2 separate regions of the Mus musculus genome follow, and region 1 is linked to region 2. Evidence: chromatin loops called from intact Hi-C (ENCODE). Cell type or tissue: heart. All regions are shown on one strand.

Evidence for each region. Hi-C counts contacts between places; a loop is a spot of excess contacts. Peaks named below come from ENCODE experiments on the same cell type or tissue, not always from the same donor. Only the 100,000 strongest peaks of a DNase experiment are listed, where the experiment ranks them.
Region 1: a loop joins it to region 2, with 4 times the contacts of the local background. A loop is called at or near these places in 7 of 42 quality-filtered maps.

The regions. Positions count from the first base shown.
Region 1 is chr15:38,934,458-38,942,457 of GRCm38, reverse strand. All of the region lies in intron 1 of Baalc (brain and acute leukemia, cytoplasmic), which reads right to left. Among named protein-coding and RNA genes, the nearest start is that of Baalc, 4.5 kb to the right of the region's middle. In heart, a CTCF peak has its summit at 3,498 (motif pointing left); a DNase peak (open chromatin) is centred at 3,667; H3K4me3 peaks cover 1,098 bases; H3K27ac peaks cover 1,542 bases.
Region 2 is chr15:39,212,954-39,220,953 of GRCm38, reverse strand. All of the region lies in intron 1 of Rims2 (regulating synaptic membrane exocytosis 2), which reads right to left. Among named protein-coding and RNA genes, the nearest start is that of Rims2, 19 kb to the right of the region's middle. In heart, a CTCF peak has its summit at 3,494 (motif pointing right); no DNase peak of the experiment used is centred here; H3K4me3 peaks cover 288 bases; H3K27ac peaks cover 231 bases.

The DNA of each region.
Region 1 (8,000 bases), 280 kb after region 2:
TTAATGTTCTTGCTTTGTGAGCTCTGTCACCATTGACTCTTATTAATGGGCCACCTCCTGTTTCTTGCCTGACAACAGTTTTTAATTTTGTCTCATTTTTATTTCTGTAGGTCTAGAACCCTGTGAGTCATAGCTTTGGGTCCCCTTGATACAGCCTCTTTAATTAAGAGTCATTTGCTGGCTGCCATTCTCAAGGGTAGCCAGATAGACTGTGATAACTTCCTGGCAACCTCCAACCCAGATGGACTTGTCTCTCCTGGGGTTCAGAAGTCAACAATCCAGCTCACTCCCTGGGGAGGTAAGGACAGATTGGAGGCTTCACAGCGACCTGGATTCCAGATTGCAGCAAAAACCTGCTCAGCTCTTTTCTCCTTTTCACCCCAAATGGAAATAGAGACGTTCTTGGTTTAGCTTGGACTCAACAAATATCTGTATCTAGCAAAGGACTGTACAAACCTTTGTGGATGATACAGGAAAGCTGACTGAAATCATGGTTTGTTCGATTCAGTCTGCTTGTTTTTCTGCCACATTAGTATTTTTAAATATAAAAAATCAATACATGAGCTGGGGTGATAGCTCACACCTATACAGATATCAGCACCTGGGAGGTTAAGGCAGGAGGACAAGAAACTCAAGGTCAGATCCCAATTCATAGAGAGTTTGAAGCCAAATTTGACTACAATAGATCATGTCTACAAAGAAAAGAAAGAAGAAAAAGCAATACATGATTATAGTATTTTTTTTTAAATGTGTGTGGTATGTAACATTCCTGTTAACTGCAGCACGTGGGAGGAGAGGTAGATAGGTTGTTACGAGTTTGAGGTCAGCCTGGTTTACATAGTGAGACCATGTCTCAAAAACAACATCGTATATGTATGTGTATACGTATATGTACGTGTATATGTATATAAATTTACAAATAAACAATACATCATATTATATTATTTATATATAATATATTTTCTATAAGTGTATGTAATTAAAAATATGTAACAATTATATCAATATGCTAAGCTAATATAATATAGTACATATAAATTGATAAACATGTAAATTTTTTGATAAGCCAAATTTCAGCACCTGGGAGGATGAGGAAGAGAGTTCAGATCCAGCCTGGGCTACAGAGCAATCATGGACTACATAGTGAGATTATGTTTCAAAAGACAAAACAAAAACTAAAGAGTCGAGAAGAGGGGTCATTCTCTGGGAATCTGGGCATGGACCCGGCCGGTACCCATTGACCTGGCCAAAATGTAATAAAACTTGCTTCAAATGTGGCTCAAAAGAAAGTATAAAGAAGGATATCAGGGTATCATGATAACATGCTCCGACCCTTCGCGCCTTCCCATAGGTAGTCACGCTAAGCAATTGTTAATGGGATGCTTCTAAACATATACCATCATGGCTCTGTTATCCGTCCTTTCAGTAACCCCCACTTCCTGTCCAGCCTTTTTGTTTCCTGTTCAGCCTTTTTACTTCCTGTCCAGCCCTTTTACTTCCTGTGTAGCCTTTAACTACAGCTTGAACTTTGCACTTATCTATTTTCAACTTTTTAATCAGATTTTAAGTTCAAGAAGATAGAGCCCTTGACGACTTTTGATCAGTATAGAATCTAATTCCATGCCTGTCGCATCATAGATGTCCAATAAATGATTTGAAAAATGGACAAGTGCAGATAGCCTTTCAGAAAGAAAAGAAAAGCAGGGCACAGTGACACATACCTGTAACGCCAGCACTTGGGAGGTGGAGGCAGGAGGACCAGGAGTTCAAGGTTATCAGCTACATAATGAATTCAGGGACATTATGGGCTGCATAAGATTCTGTCTCAGAAAGAGAGAGAGAGAGAGAGAGAGAGAGAGAGAGAGAGAGAGAGAAGGGGGTAGGAGGGAGGGGGAGAAAGAGGCAGAGAGAGCTCCCACGCACAGAATCTGTTTGCCCTGCCTCAGTGCCCTAGAACTTTCCCACTGGCTTTCAGTTATGCAAAGCACTGATTGCTCCTCACACCACCACTGCAGCATCCAGGCCTTACTTTGTTTGTTGGCACAATAGGGCATCTGCAGTCACTCAGGCCGATGCACTTCGCCAAGGACAATGTCCTGTAGGTTATCAGCCAAAATAAAGAGAATGGCTCCAGGTCCCACATCCTCATGAACTCTCATGAAGTTCACACTAACTTCCCCATCATTACTTTTCAGCCGATGAAGGGAGAGACCATGGGCATGGGCAGCAGACAGACAGAAGTTTACATTCCAACACAGCCCTCACAGCTCACTAAGCTCACTGTGTCCCGTTGGATCGACACTCAGCTCTCGGGCCTCTATTTTCCCAGATGGGGAAGCAGACTTAACCTTTCAGAGTTGTGAGGGTTAAAAAGCCATGCGCAGTGTCTGGCACATAGTAAGCCAGGCATGTTTGTTTACCACGCCTCTCCTTATCAGGGATTAAGCACAGAGATTTACAGGCTGCAGCAGAAGAAGGCTTTAGATTTCTTTTTTTTTTTTTTTCTCCATTAAAGGAAGACAGACACTAAGAAACCTCTAGTTCCCAGATTTCATAATCTTTAAAGTGTTAAAGTGGGGTTAACCAGGGAACATTCCATCTCAGCAACCCCATGGTGACAGGCCAGCTATTAGCTTTCCACAGCAGCATCAGAACCGCTTTGACTTGCCCGGCATGGTGGCCCATGCCTTTAATCCCAGCACTCAGGAAGCAGAGGCAGACAGATTTCTGAGTTTGAGGCCAGCCTGGTCTACAGAGTGAGTTCCAGGACAGCCAGGGCTATACAGAGAAACAGAAACCCTGTCTAGAAGAAGAAGAAGAAGAAGAAGAAGAAGAAGAAGAAGAAGAAGAAGAAGAAGAAGAAGAAGAAGGAGGAGGAGGAGGAGGAGGAGGAGGAGGAGGGGGAGGAGGAGGAGGAGGAGGAGGAGAAGGAGAAGGAGAAGGAGAAGGAGAAGGAGAAGGAGAAGGAGAAGGAGAAGGAGAAGGAGAAGGAGAAGGAGAAGGAGAAGGAGAAGGAGAAGGAGAAGGAGAAGGAGAAGGAGAAGGAGAAGGAGAAGGAGAAGGAGAAGGAGAAGGAGAAGAAGAAGAAGAAGAAGAAGAAGAAGAAGAAGAAGAAGAAGAAGAAGAAGAAGAAGAAGAAGAAGAAGAAGAAGAAGAATCGCTTTGACTTAAGCTACTGGGTTTCATCAGCTGACACAAGAACATGTTGCATTTTCCCATAAGCCTCAGGGAAAGACAGGGGAAGCCCCCTTTTAATCTTACGAGGAGTTAATAACACCTGTACAGGTGCATTTAACCTGACGTAGACTGGGATGTCAAGGGAAGAGTGTGAAGATTAAGGACGGCTACGGCCAGAGTATCTTTTGACTGAACTGGTTTTGCTACAGGCCAAATCTCTACAGAAATCTGTCCTGACACTGTAATAGATCCCTTCCTTTTTCCCAGGCATGGGCTGCTGAGGGCTCCCAAGGGCCCTACCACTGCCTTCCCTCTGGTTCCCCCCAGTGGTTCCATCTGTTCCCTCCCTCCATTTAGCATCCTGCTTCTGTTTTCCTAAGAGGCTCCTTTGCTTCACTGGCTCTTCCTTGATGTGCCTCACATTACCACTGCCAGAGAGAAATTCCATTCCACGCTGCCGCCGACCCTATCCTTTGAAGTCCGTGGGGTTTCACCCATCCTTCCTACACTGGGCCACACATTGCCAACCATTGTTGGCTAGACAGTGGGGCTGGGACTTTTGGAGGCAGTCCCTTAGCTGAGAATTAACCCAGACAATGGGTAATTCCTTTAGCTTCTCGTCACTTTGCCAAGAACAATAAGCAACTGGAGACTGTGCAGCTTTGGAGACACAAAGCCCTGCGCACAGGCTGCTCACGCAACGGGCTCAGGGCTTTGACTGCCAAGAGCTGCATTCACGTGGATATTCTGCCTACCGCTGATACTTGAGGGGCTTTTGTTTTGCTTTGCTTAGATTTGTTTATTTTTATCTCACAGGTATGAGAGTTTTGCCTCTATGCATTCCGCGCATGCCCTTGCAGAGGTAAGAAGAGTGTTAGATTCCCTGGAACTGGAGTTAATGGATGTTTTGGGGGAGGGGGAGGGGGAGTGCGAGCACGCTAGCCAAGCAAGATGACAGTTCAGTTCAGTACAACTCAGTAGCCAGTGTAGGTTCAAACTTTGAGATCCCAAGTAGCTTATTGTAGGCATATTAAATGTGCACAGCCCAATTTGGCAAAAAAAGTTTCCTGGTGATAATTAATTCAATCCTGTGTGCACAACAAACCTTAGAACACTGAAACTCTTTGTAAAGTACATGTGGCATCTATAGATGGGTTCTATAGATTCTCTGAGAAAAGCAAGCTCAAGATAAGCGACCGGGTGTGGGGGGTGGGGAGGGTCCTGCGTGGTCTCAGCCACGTAAATAGCACAAAGGTCACCATGCTATTAACCACGCCCACTCCCAACCGTGGAGAAGGAAAACAGGTTAGACATCTCTCCTTTGGAGAAACAACCCTGTGTATTTAGCGTTCCTGGTTCCCCTAGTGTTCATCTGTGAACACAAGGACCTCTGTGGCTCCCACAGTGGTAAAGCTGGTGGGTGCTGGTAACTTTACGTAGGTTTTTTCAAGCTCAGCAAATGCTCTGAGCTGCTGGGCCATCTCTCCAGCCCCAGTTGAGAATTTTGCTTTACTTCGCGTGTGTACTATCCAATACCTGTGTGAATCCGAGGATAGCTTGCAGGAACTGGCTTTCTCTTTCTACTACATAGGCTCCTGACCTCAAGCACAAGCTTGGCAGTAAGCACCTTGCCTGCTGAGCTGGCCTGGGGAAGCTCTGTCTGTTTTGACTTTTAATGGAGGAGGTGAGATCCAAGCCTGAAGAAATAGCATATCAAAGTGTTTGGAGCCAGGTTAGAGTTCCTGGACTGCCTTAGTTAACAGAAAGCAGCAGAGGCTCTTCTTGGATTGTTTTCTGGGCACAGGTGGGGAGCCGGGTGAAGGGAAACACCTTATTAAGTGCTGTGAGGTCAATTTGGTCCCAAACAATCAAGGAAAGCAGGGTACATAAAGAGCTCTCTCTACTGAGACAGTCAGTTCCAGTTTCTGCAAGATCGTTGTTGGTGCGATCATTTTGTCCATTAGCATCTATTGATGCCAGCCAGAAAGCAAGGACCAGAAGAAACTGAAGAAACAGAGATACGGTTTGTTTGATGGGCTGTTGTTGCGGTAAATCTCCAACCCAAATATGCCCCAGCAATGAAAACACAACTCAATTAATATGATTACATGCTGTGCGCCTAGATTGGGCAGATCTACCGCTACACTACCATCTTCCACAGCTTATGAGACCCCTTAGAACTTGCGGTTTCTCCAGGCCATGTGCTTCTGCTCCACTTTTCTTTGTCTTCCTCCTCCTCTGCATCCTCTCCCTCTTCCATTTTCTCCTTCTCCTCTCTCCCTACCTTCCTCTCCACCTTCCCTTTTATCTGTCCAACCATCAGCTCTCATTTATTTTACAAATTAAGGTGGGAAGCAGGTTTACAGGAAATCACCTGAGTGCTGACTCAGTCCTTGTTTGCAGCCCCTCACAGAACGGAATTAACATCAAATACAATTATCCACAACGGGCTATAAAGCACAGAGGACTCAGAACATAAAATCCTGTTGTTCACCATCACTGGTGTGTTCATTGTGTCCCATCGCCCTTCAGAAAGGAATGTGAGCTTTGGAGGGGGCCTCTGTACTAACAGTTACTATCCCCACTAATGTCTTCCCAGGTTCCTCAGAGCACCAGTCAAGTCTGCAACAATGTTATTTATCATATCATCTGACTCTCACTCTCACCCCAGATGGGCACTGGCCGGGTCCTTGGCACTCCAGCAGTCCCTGGCATCTGAGCCAGATGGAACTCAGAGGATTTTAAGGGTGCTCTTAAGAATTAAGGAAGAGAGTCTCAAGGCCCAGTAAGGATTGCCTTTAACCCACAATTTTTTTCTGGTAAATCTGAATTGGAAAACTGCAAGAGGTGTGTGGCTGAGGCTGTATGCTTTCCCAAAGGTGCCTCCTGGAGAAGAGCCATCATCCAGGAGCTGGTGCACAGGGGAGATGGTTCATAGCTTAATAAACCCAACGCACGCTGAAAATGTAGGTTGCAGTGCCACAGTTCACCGTGGGCTATCAGCTGGTTCCTTGGTGATCTCCAGGATGACCGAAAGCCATTATTCTGTCCACTGTCAATGTAAGAGAAGGTGGCACTGCAGGTGCGAGGAAGAGGTCCCAACTTGAAATTAGAATTGTGATATCCAAAGTGTACGTGTTGTTTTCTCACCATCGTAAAATTGCAGCTTTGAACTTTGACCCTCCAACTGAAAGACCCACACGTGAGGACTCCCCCATGTTCTGACTCAGGTGAGGCAACACCCCAAATCACTCACGCTATCTCGTGACTCGGGTGGGGGTATCCCCACGGAGGTCTTTCACTACCTTCATCTTCTCAGTACTCCCATTGCCCACTGGGGATTAACTCCAAGGGTTTGTGCTGTTAGGAAAACACTTTACCCACTGAGCTATGGCCCCATGCCCTGCGTTGTGATGCTCTGATCCACCAGGTTCATCTCCATCACGTATATGGTACTATCTGTGCCATACAGTGCATGCCTTACTTCCCTTGCCTATAAAATGGTCATGATGCTGTTGGGAGGATTCCAAAGCCTAGAGGGCCTAAGAGCTAGCACCCTTTTAAGTGCAAAACACAACTTTGAAATGATGGGTGAGGAGGGCAGAATGTGGCACAAGGAAAACAAGCATGTAGATCAAGCTGTTTCCAGGTAACTGCCATCTCTCCACTATAACACATTCTGTGTCTCAAATATGGAGAGAAGGATTAGGAGACAGACATCTGGACCTTCTCTAGAACACTCAACCTCGTGAACATGGTTCTGTGGACCCCAAACTGCCTTGCACTCTGTCAATGATGACTGGGTCTCCTGAAAGTCAGCTGATGCACAAAGTAGACAATACAAGACCCTTCCATCTCCCTTCCCCAGCTAGCCTTTGGGCTCCATTAGCATTCCACTTAATGAGGTCATTGTGTTGTGGGCCCAGCTATCATGTTTGTCCCTCCTTCCCATTGTTCTTTGTATCGCAGTCTATAAGAGGAGGCCCATCTGTCTGTTCCTTTGGATATTATTTTATTTCCACTATATGTTTAAGAAACCTGAGATTCTGAAAGATTGACTCTACAAGTCTCCTCGGGTAATGAACTTTGGAGACAAATTTGAAACTGGTTTGCTGATCAAAGCCACTGAAAGCAACTTAATGATGTGAAAAGGAATTCCATCGCAAAATTCTTGCAAACGATAAGCTTTGTTACACAGTGAAATGGAATAAAATTGGTCACCTCGGGGTTTAGCTAGTTTTCATTCTTCCCCATGGCATTGTATGCTATTTAAGGTCCATGTACATGTTTACAATGTCTTTGCTGTAACGGAAAAACTTGATCCTTGTCTTCATCTACACAAAACAATGCTTTTGTGATCTATCAACTCAGAAAAAGAAAGTGCTTTGGGAAATAAACTACCATGTAAGGGACTGATCAGAAGAAAAAACAAAAAGAATACCATCACTAGGTAGGAAACTGTGCCCTCGGGATGCAGGAGGCCAGAGCTGGGACAGGTGGGATCAGTGGGTTCTGAACCTTCAAGTAAATGGTGGACTTCAGGGAAGATGAGGAAATTGGAGGAGGAAGGAGAGGAGGAGAGGAAGAGGAAGAAGAAGGAGAGGAGGAGAAGAGGAGGAGGAGGAAGAGACTGCAGAGTCTCCAATTGCTCAGAGCTTTCATTCTGGGCTGCAGCCCTCACTCCCCCAGCCCTACCCCATGGAGGAGCCAGGCACAGCAGGAGAACCTCTGGGAAGTAAGGGATCAAAGGATGCCAGCCTGGTCCAGGACCGCATCCAGCCTTCTTTCAAACAGCAAGCTTTCTGGTGATGCTGGTATGATAT
Region 2 (8,000 bases):
ATAGAAGCACAGCTAAATATTTAACGGCTAATACTGTAATATAAAATCAATACGTAAGCCCAATATATAAGTTAAAATAAATTTTTCCCCAAATAAACGTTTACCACATAGCAAGAATTACACTCCAAATTATTTATATAACCACTCTAATAATTCATAAATGATTTTAGAAAGCATTGTATTATCCTCTATTATAGTGTCATGTTTTGATCTTTAAAACTGTGCCAGTTTTTCCTGATTTTTTCCTCATTAAAATGATAAGTAGTGAAGTTTCCGGTACCCAGCAATCCCCTGACACTGTAAGGCAGTGGGCAAGCTTACTGATAATGCTATTTCCCATAGTGCTAGAAACTCCATGCTTCAGAGGCTACTCCCCTGAGACACAAGTTAAAACCCAGCCCACCTGGCCTGCAGCCTGGTCTGTTGTTTCTAACAGCAGGACACTCTGAACTCCAGATACTGTCTGTATGCCTTCCAGGGAGAAGTTAAGCCACACCGAGCAGGTTACAAAGTCCCACAACCCTCCTCTACAGGCTACACTGAACAGCAGCATCCATTTATCCTCTCAGTAATACCTATCCATCAGCGTGAAAGTGGCTCAATATTTTCAAAATTAGTAATTTCTACACTATGTTCATCAGTTGACTTCCAGACTTGCGCGTAAGAACACTTACAGTTGAGCCTGCACATCAGCTTCCTCTCCTACCACTCCATCCCCTCTTTGCATCTCCTTCTTCTGGTAATATAAATACTGGCCCCAAAAGACTATATTTTTTCATAGCCCATCTTTTGAACATGCTTAAAATGCCCCTATTCTACACATATTGAATATTTTCCTATAAGGCAAACCTGAATATTATCTTTGGATATAAAGCCTTCTTTAAATATTCAATGTTCATATACTCACCCTTCTCCCTGTGTCAGTTCAAAATGACTATTTTACAGCAATTATTATGTATTTTACTGTCTTTGAGGCAGCTTCACCATACAATCCAAGCTCTTCTCAAACCAGCAATCCTTCTGCCTCTGCCTCCTAAGTGCTAGGATTATAGGTGCGAGCCCTACACCTGCTTTAAATAATTCATTTATATTATTCTATCCCATTAGATTGTAAAGCTTCCAGTATAGATACTGTATTAATTCCAGTTTCTCAAATTAGCTCAGTGGCTAGTTTATAGCAGGAATTCAAAAGACATTTGTTTAAAAATATATGAATAAATATCTAACCCCAAAGCACTGTTTTTTGTTTTCAACACTGTATATACTCTGAAAATACTTTAGAAGCTGCTTAACCATGTATAAGGCAAACGCTTTTTGTTTTTAAAAGTTGAGACTATGCACTGCAAGCTTGGTAACAGGCACCACGGACGCCTCTCCCCAGCGCCCACCTGCAGCACTTCACAGAAGCTAAGTGTTGCTTTGGTCACAATTGGGCTGCTTTACATATGCCTATAAAGTATTCTAACTTTTATCTGCATATTTCCTAACATATCAAGTAATCATTATCTTCAACAGCAGCAGCAATACCTGGTATTAAGACATACCTAAAAATAAAGAAAGAAAAAAGAAGACCATAAGTCAAAAAATACTACTACCTTTGAAGTAAAATTTGAAGATAAATAATCACAATCCTAAGAAGACAAAGACTTTCCATCAATATTTTCCAAAAAGAATGAGGGCATTTCTAAAGGTTTTACAATATGCTTGTATAGACTTCCTTATCAGTGGTCGCCAACAAGAAGAATCTGAAGAGACCATCATAAAAAATTCTTGAAAATATATTTCAAAAATTCTTGAAAGACCACAATGTTTGTCTTATACAATATGCATAAGAAACAAGAATTTCACTTCTTCCCTTTAAATATTACCTGAGTGACTAGAAATGACGATGTCATCAATAGTCATTGTGGCTATAATGAACTCATAGTTTATGGGCACTTTCATCTGTATAGTGCCACTTTAATCCTGTAATTTCCTTACTATAATTCCAAAATACGAAATCTCTGGAAAACAAAGCAAAAATCTCTTTCAAGAAAAATCCCTGATTCACATGTAAATATTCATCCATTTTGCTGGAGAAAAATGAGTGTGTTTAATTGGAGGCTGCTGTCCTGTCTACTGACAGTCACAGGACTATGGTCTGTGCACCTTTGCACTTCGAATGTCCAATTTGACATGAATCCTAGAGGACCTTGGCATTAGGATTTCAGTTTAGAGATCACAGCTTTTGTTTTTAACATTTTGTAGATTTTTGTAGAGCTTATTTAATTTTTTCACAACGAAATGTTATGATGGTGCTGAAACTCTAGTCAAAGCATCTCATTTTTATTTATTTTTTTATCTTCTACCCACAACTGGCCAAAAATGAAAACTCTTCTTCAGTATCAAAAGATTTCCTGTTCCAGGGCTGGGAAGAGCAGCTCAGTAGCTCAGAGAGTAAAGTGCTTACTATGCAAACATGAGGACATAAATCCACATCTCCCCGAATCCACAGAAAGCCAGACATAGTAGCCCACAGCAAGTGTAGTCCAGTGCTCCTACGTCGGGATCAAAGATGGGGACAGGAGAATTTCCGGATGCTTGAGAAACAGCTAGTCTGTCTTACAAAGCTTTCTAAAAACTAAGAGCCTGTGTCAAGGTGGAAGGAGCAGGTGAATACTGGATGCTGTCCTCTGACCTCCACATGAATGCATGTCACACCCACACACATAAAGAAATATGCACACACACATTAAATACACACACAAAGACTAAAAGATTTCATATCTCATATATCTTGTGTAAGCTAAAGTTAATGCAAATTTTTAAACAAAGTTTAATTTGTATCTAGCCTTCAAAAAACTTTTCCTGCTCCTTAAGTGTGTTCTGGTCCACACTGTTTTATGCAAATAGCTACACTTACTGCAATTAAAATTTACTGATCCAGAAGTTAAGCATACCATTTTTATGTCAATACCAATTTTTGCTGATCTTGTAAAAACGTCAAACCCAGACAAGATTTTTAAGGATAAATTATAAATAACTGTCGTAGACACTGCCAAACTTTACAGTATCAATCCTATTAACCCACGACTTATTTCTTGTTCTTCCACATGATGAGATACATTCCTTCTACTCTAACCTAGGCATGATCATAAAACATGCTTTGTACAAAATGTAAGCAGAAGTTATGCATGCACTTCTGAGAAGAAACTTAAGGAGACAATTTGATTCAACACTGTTCTCTACTGCTCTATGCACAACATTACAGAGAGTGTGTGCATACATAATAGTCTATGCCGGGGATGATAATGGTGCAGAATAGACACACGCACCCCGTAGCCCAGAGAAAGAATCATATAGAATAAAAAGTAAGTCAATGCTGTTCTACATATGGGCATTTGAGGACAGCATCGTCTATGACAGGCAGCCTATTAAAAATCCACTGCCTCTCGGTTCCAAATCTACCCTTCTCTGCCCAGCTTTGTATTTTTCCCTGGGGTGCAATGTTAAGATTTGACAGTAGAGGGAGCCATGATGACATTAAAGGAAGAAATGTCTCCGTGCTTTGTTGCTTTTGTTTACATGGCTACCTGGAGCTAATGAATACCCACTAGTATTAGACCTACTTGTATGCTTCACCAGCACCCCACAGGCCTTCCTTCCAGCAAATTCTGGAGGCACTCCCACCGGCAAGCTCTTAGTAAATCTGACTGACATTCCAATAAGCTTCCCAAAGGGTTCCTTGAGCACCACAGGCAGCCTATCCACCAAGGCCAACAGCCCCCACAAATGACTTCCTTTCATAAAAACAGACGACTTTGTTTGCCCTAGCTTGGCAAGCACCAGACAGCAAAGTGGGCCGCAGCCACACCTCCACAGTGTCTGAATCTCAGCCTCAGGCACAAAGGAAAAAGCTTCGTCCATTTTTTTCAATTCATGGGTACTCTGCCTCAGGATAATCTATATTAATGTTTTTCTGCTCAAAGAACTATCGTAGCTTCTATATTCTAACTGGACTCTGAAACATGGTCTATGCTAGCATATAACACAATAAATGGTAATATGAATGTATGTTAATATTTAGGGGTTATTTGTTGGATTTTATTTCACAGCTACTTCTAACATCCATGACTGCCAAATGATCTGATCACACTTTAAACACAGTCATAAAGCTGAACTCACAGAACTACTTTTTTCATTTAAACACACTCTTTGCTACTAATTCCAAAAGAACAAAATTATATACACACACACACACACACACACACACACATATATATATATATATATATACACTTTACTGTAAGAAAAGGAATAACCCCTCACAAACTATGCAGTCACTTGTTTCCCAGCTGAGGCTCTGTATTGTAGGCTGCAGTCTTTAGGGCAGGCATTTGAAAAGTATACTTTCTGCATTTTGCATTTTCTTTGATTGTTGTGTCCATGTTCTCTATGGAATCTTCTGCACCTGAGATTCTCTCCTCCATCTCTTGTATTCTGTTGCTGATGCTCAAATCTATGGTTCCTGATTTCTTTCCTAGTGCCTGGCAAACACAGAAGTGGATGCTCACAGTCAGCTATTGGATGGATCACAGGGCCCCCAATGGAGGAGCTAGAGAAAGTACCCAAGGAGCTGAAGGGATCTGCAACCCTATAGGAGGAACAACAATATGAACTAACCAGTACTCCCCGGAGCTCGTGTCTCTAGCTGCATATGTAGCAGAAGATGGCCTAGGCAGCCATCACTGGGAAGAGAGGCCCCTTGGTCTTGCAAACTTTATATGCCTCAGTTTAGGGGAACGCCAGGGCCAAGAAGTGGGAGTGGGTGGGTAGGGGAGTAGGGGGTATGGGGGACTTTTGGGATAGCATTTGAAATGTAAATGAAGAAAATACCTAATTAAAAAATTGAAAAAAAACAGCAAAAAGAAAAGAAGAAAGAAAGGTGCACTTCTGTTCTTCTGGCTCTAGCACATGTGTTTTCTCTGCTTCCTGACCCCTACCCTGTGCACGACCACACCAAGTGCTGCTGCCACCACGGATCAGGACAAGAAGCTTTGCCTCATCCGTTCACTAGGACCCTCAGAAATTACAAGTGAAAATTGTCTTTCTTCCCTTGAGCTGTTTAGTCACAGCTACAAGAAAAGTTAATAGTTACACAGATCTTTACTTAAATTGCAATATAAAATATGCAGCACAGCCTTCATACAGTGAAAATGCCATATCTGGTAATATTTCAATGACTCTCCTGCTTTAGCCACATGTTAAATTTCCCCACACCCTATGAAAATATAATTATTGACTAAAGTGCTATTTAGGAAGAGTATTTTAATCTTTATACCCTTAACACCAAACAATTCATTCTGCTTACCTTCAATTCTTCCGTCCCATCTCTACTTTAACTTTTTTTAGTGGGAAGACTGTCTCACTATGTAGCCCTGGCTCGATATGTAGTGTTGCCTTAAAACTCATAAAAATATGTAGATCAGATGTAGACTAAATTCTAACTCTGGAAGAAACTCCTAAGTAAATAAAAAGTGCACAACTAAAGTACACATATACTCATGCAGGCAAAATACACATATAAAGTAAAAAAAGAAATACACACACATATACATTTGTGTGGGTATTCAAATTTATTTCTACTGGTGCTCAATAGAAAAATAAGGAGAATGACCTCCACCCAATAAAAGCTGTTCTGTCCTAATCCTAGGAATATATGAACATGTTTCCTTTTGTGCCAAAGGAAATTTAAAGTTGCAGCTATAAGAGGAAGGTACTATTCTGGAATATCTGATATAGGCAAGCACAATTAATCACAATACTCCTTGGACAAGAAAAGGCAGAAAAAGATGAGATAATAAAAGAAGTGTGAGAGTCATGTCATCTAGAGAAGGATACAGCCCCACTGTCAGTTCTGAAACAGAGGGTTACATGCAAGAGACCTCTAAAAAGTAAAGATATTCTCTAGACAACTGCTAGTGAAAAACCGGAAATCTTGGTTCTATTAACAAAAAACAAAAGCATACACACACACACACACACACACACACACCACCTGTTCACTTTGGCCAACTAAAATGAGCAAGCAAATAGAGCTTCCAGAGGAAACACACTTGAGCCTTCACCTTGACTGTAACCCAACAAGGCTATGTGAGGTATCGACCTGTAGAGCTGTACAATAATACATCTAGGGTCTCTCAAGCCACTGGAGAGGTGTACTAAGTAACTTTGGAAGATCTAGGACTTTCCTAACAAATGTAACACTACCCTCATAATAGTTGTTGAAAGTATTTGCTGATAACATTCTCAATAGTGGTCAAGGTTTTGTTTTGTTCAAAACTAATTTATTTCTTAAAAAACAGAGTGTGTATGATATTTTAGACAATATTTTAAGAGCTTTGCAAGTATAAACTGAATTTTCAAAACAGCTTCTGAGATGCATATTGTCATTCCCATTTTACAAATACACACACACTGAGGTAAACCAAGTAACAATGGGAGTTAGACCCTGGTTGTCTGATTCTAGAGTCCAATCACTCCTCTTCTTTCTCCTCTTCTTTTATAAGAAGAAATGGCAATGTGAGGGGAGAAAAATATATTTCAATTTTAAAAAGCTATATATGGGGGTTGGTGAGTTGACTCAGCAATTAAGAGCACTTGTCCCATAATCATGAGGACTTGAATTCTGATCTTAGCACCCACATAGCAAGCTAGGCAGCATCTCAGCAAATGCATAAAACCCCAACTCTGAGGAGGGCAGAGACAGAGGGTCTCTGGGGCTTGCTGGCTTCCGAGACTGGCCAAAATGTGAATTTCAGGTTCAAGAAAAGACCCTGACTCCAGATAATAGGCAGAGAGTGATGGGAGAGATGTCTGGTGCCCGCTTTGGGTCTCCAGGTGCATGTAAGGACACAGACATCGCACGTGCTCATGCACATACACTCACAGAGTCACAGACAGATGCACACATTAGTAACTAAGCACATATTTGTTGAAGTATCTAGATACAAACCTGTGTTGTAGGCTTCTAAGGTCCATCTGAGACCTGAAACCTAGTGTATAATAAATACTGAATGAATGTAAGTCCATAATTCAGCTCCTACAAGCCCACCAATATAGTCAAACTCAAACAAAACTTAATGGAAGACAAATACAAAATAAAAAAGGAATAGCAGAGGCTGCAGAAATGGCTCAGTTGTTAAAAGGAGCACCCTCATAGTGGCTCACAACTGTCTGCGACTCCAGTCACAAGGGATCAGATTCACTCTTCTGGCCTCCTCAGACAACAAACACTCATATCATACACAGACAGACATACAGGCAGAACACCAATATACTTAAAGTAATTGTTAAGTGAAGTAGAGATACTGAAGAATTTTAAACATTTAAAAATATCATCTGTGTCTTAAAGAGCTGAACCATTACGGAGGTTTGGTCAGAGTAGGTAAACATGAAAAATAAAACTACTGAGACATGAATATTAAAGGCACAAGACAATGACAATAAAGATGATGAAATGACAGATTTGAAAGATATTTGAGAAATATGACTAAAAAGTATTTAGTAACTGGTTATATTTGTGGCTGGCAAAAGGAAAGGAAGACAAGAGGATTCTTCCAGCACCACCAAGTTTTAGTTTAAAATGTTTAAGCTGAGTGTCTGGTACTTCCCTGACCATAAAAATCAATTAATCATTTCATTAAAAAGATTAAAATTTGGTACACAAATTAGAATCAGCTGAGTGTTCTAAGAAAAATAAAGAATAGTAACTACTCTCAGATATCAGAAACATAAAATATAGACAAAGTGCTATGTAACTCGAAAGAGAGATTCCATATCGTTATCAGAAGGTTCTCATCATAGCAATAGAGCTGCACACAGAGCAGTTCATCGGTTAAAGAGTAAGGCTCTTTACTTAATTCATAACAGAATTAAGAATAGAGTAATTAACCAGGCAGTGGTAGCCCAAGCCTTTAATCCCAACACTCAGAAGACAGAAGCAGATGGGTCTCTGTGAG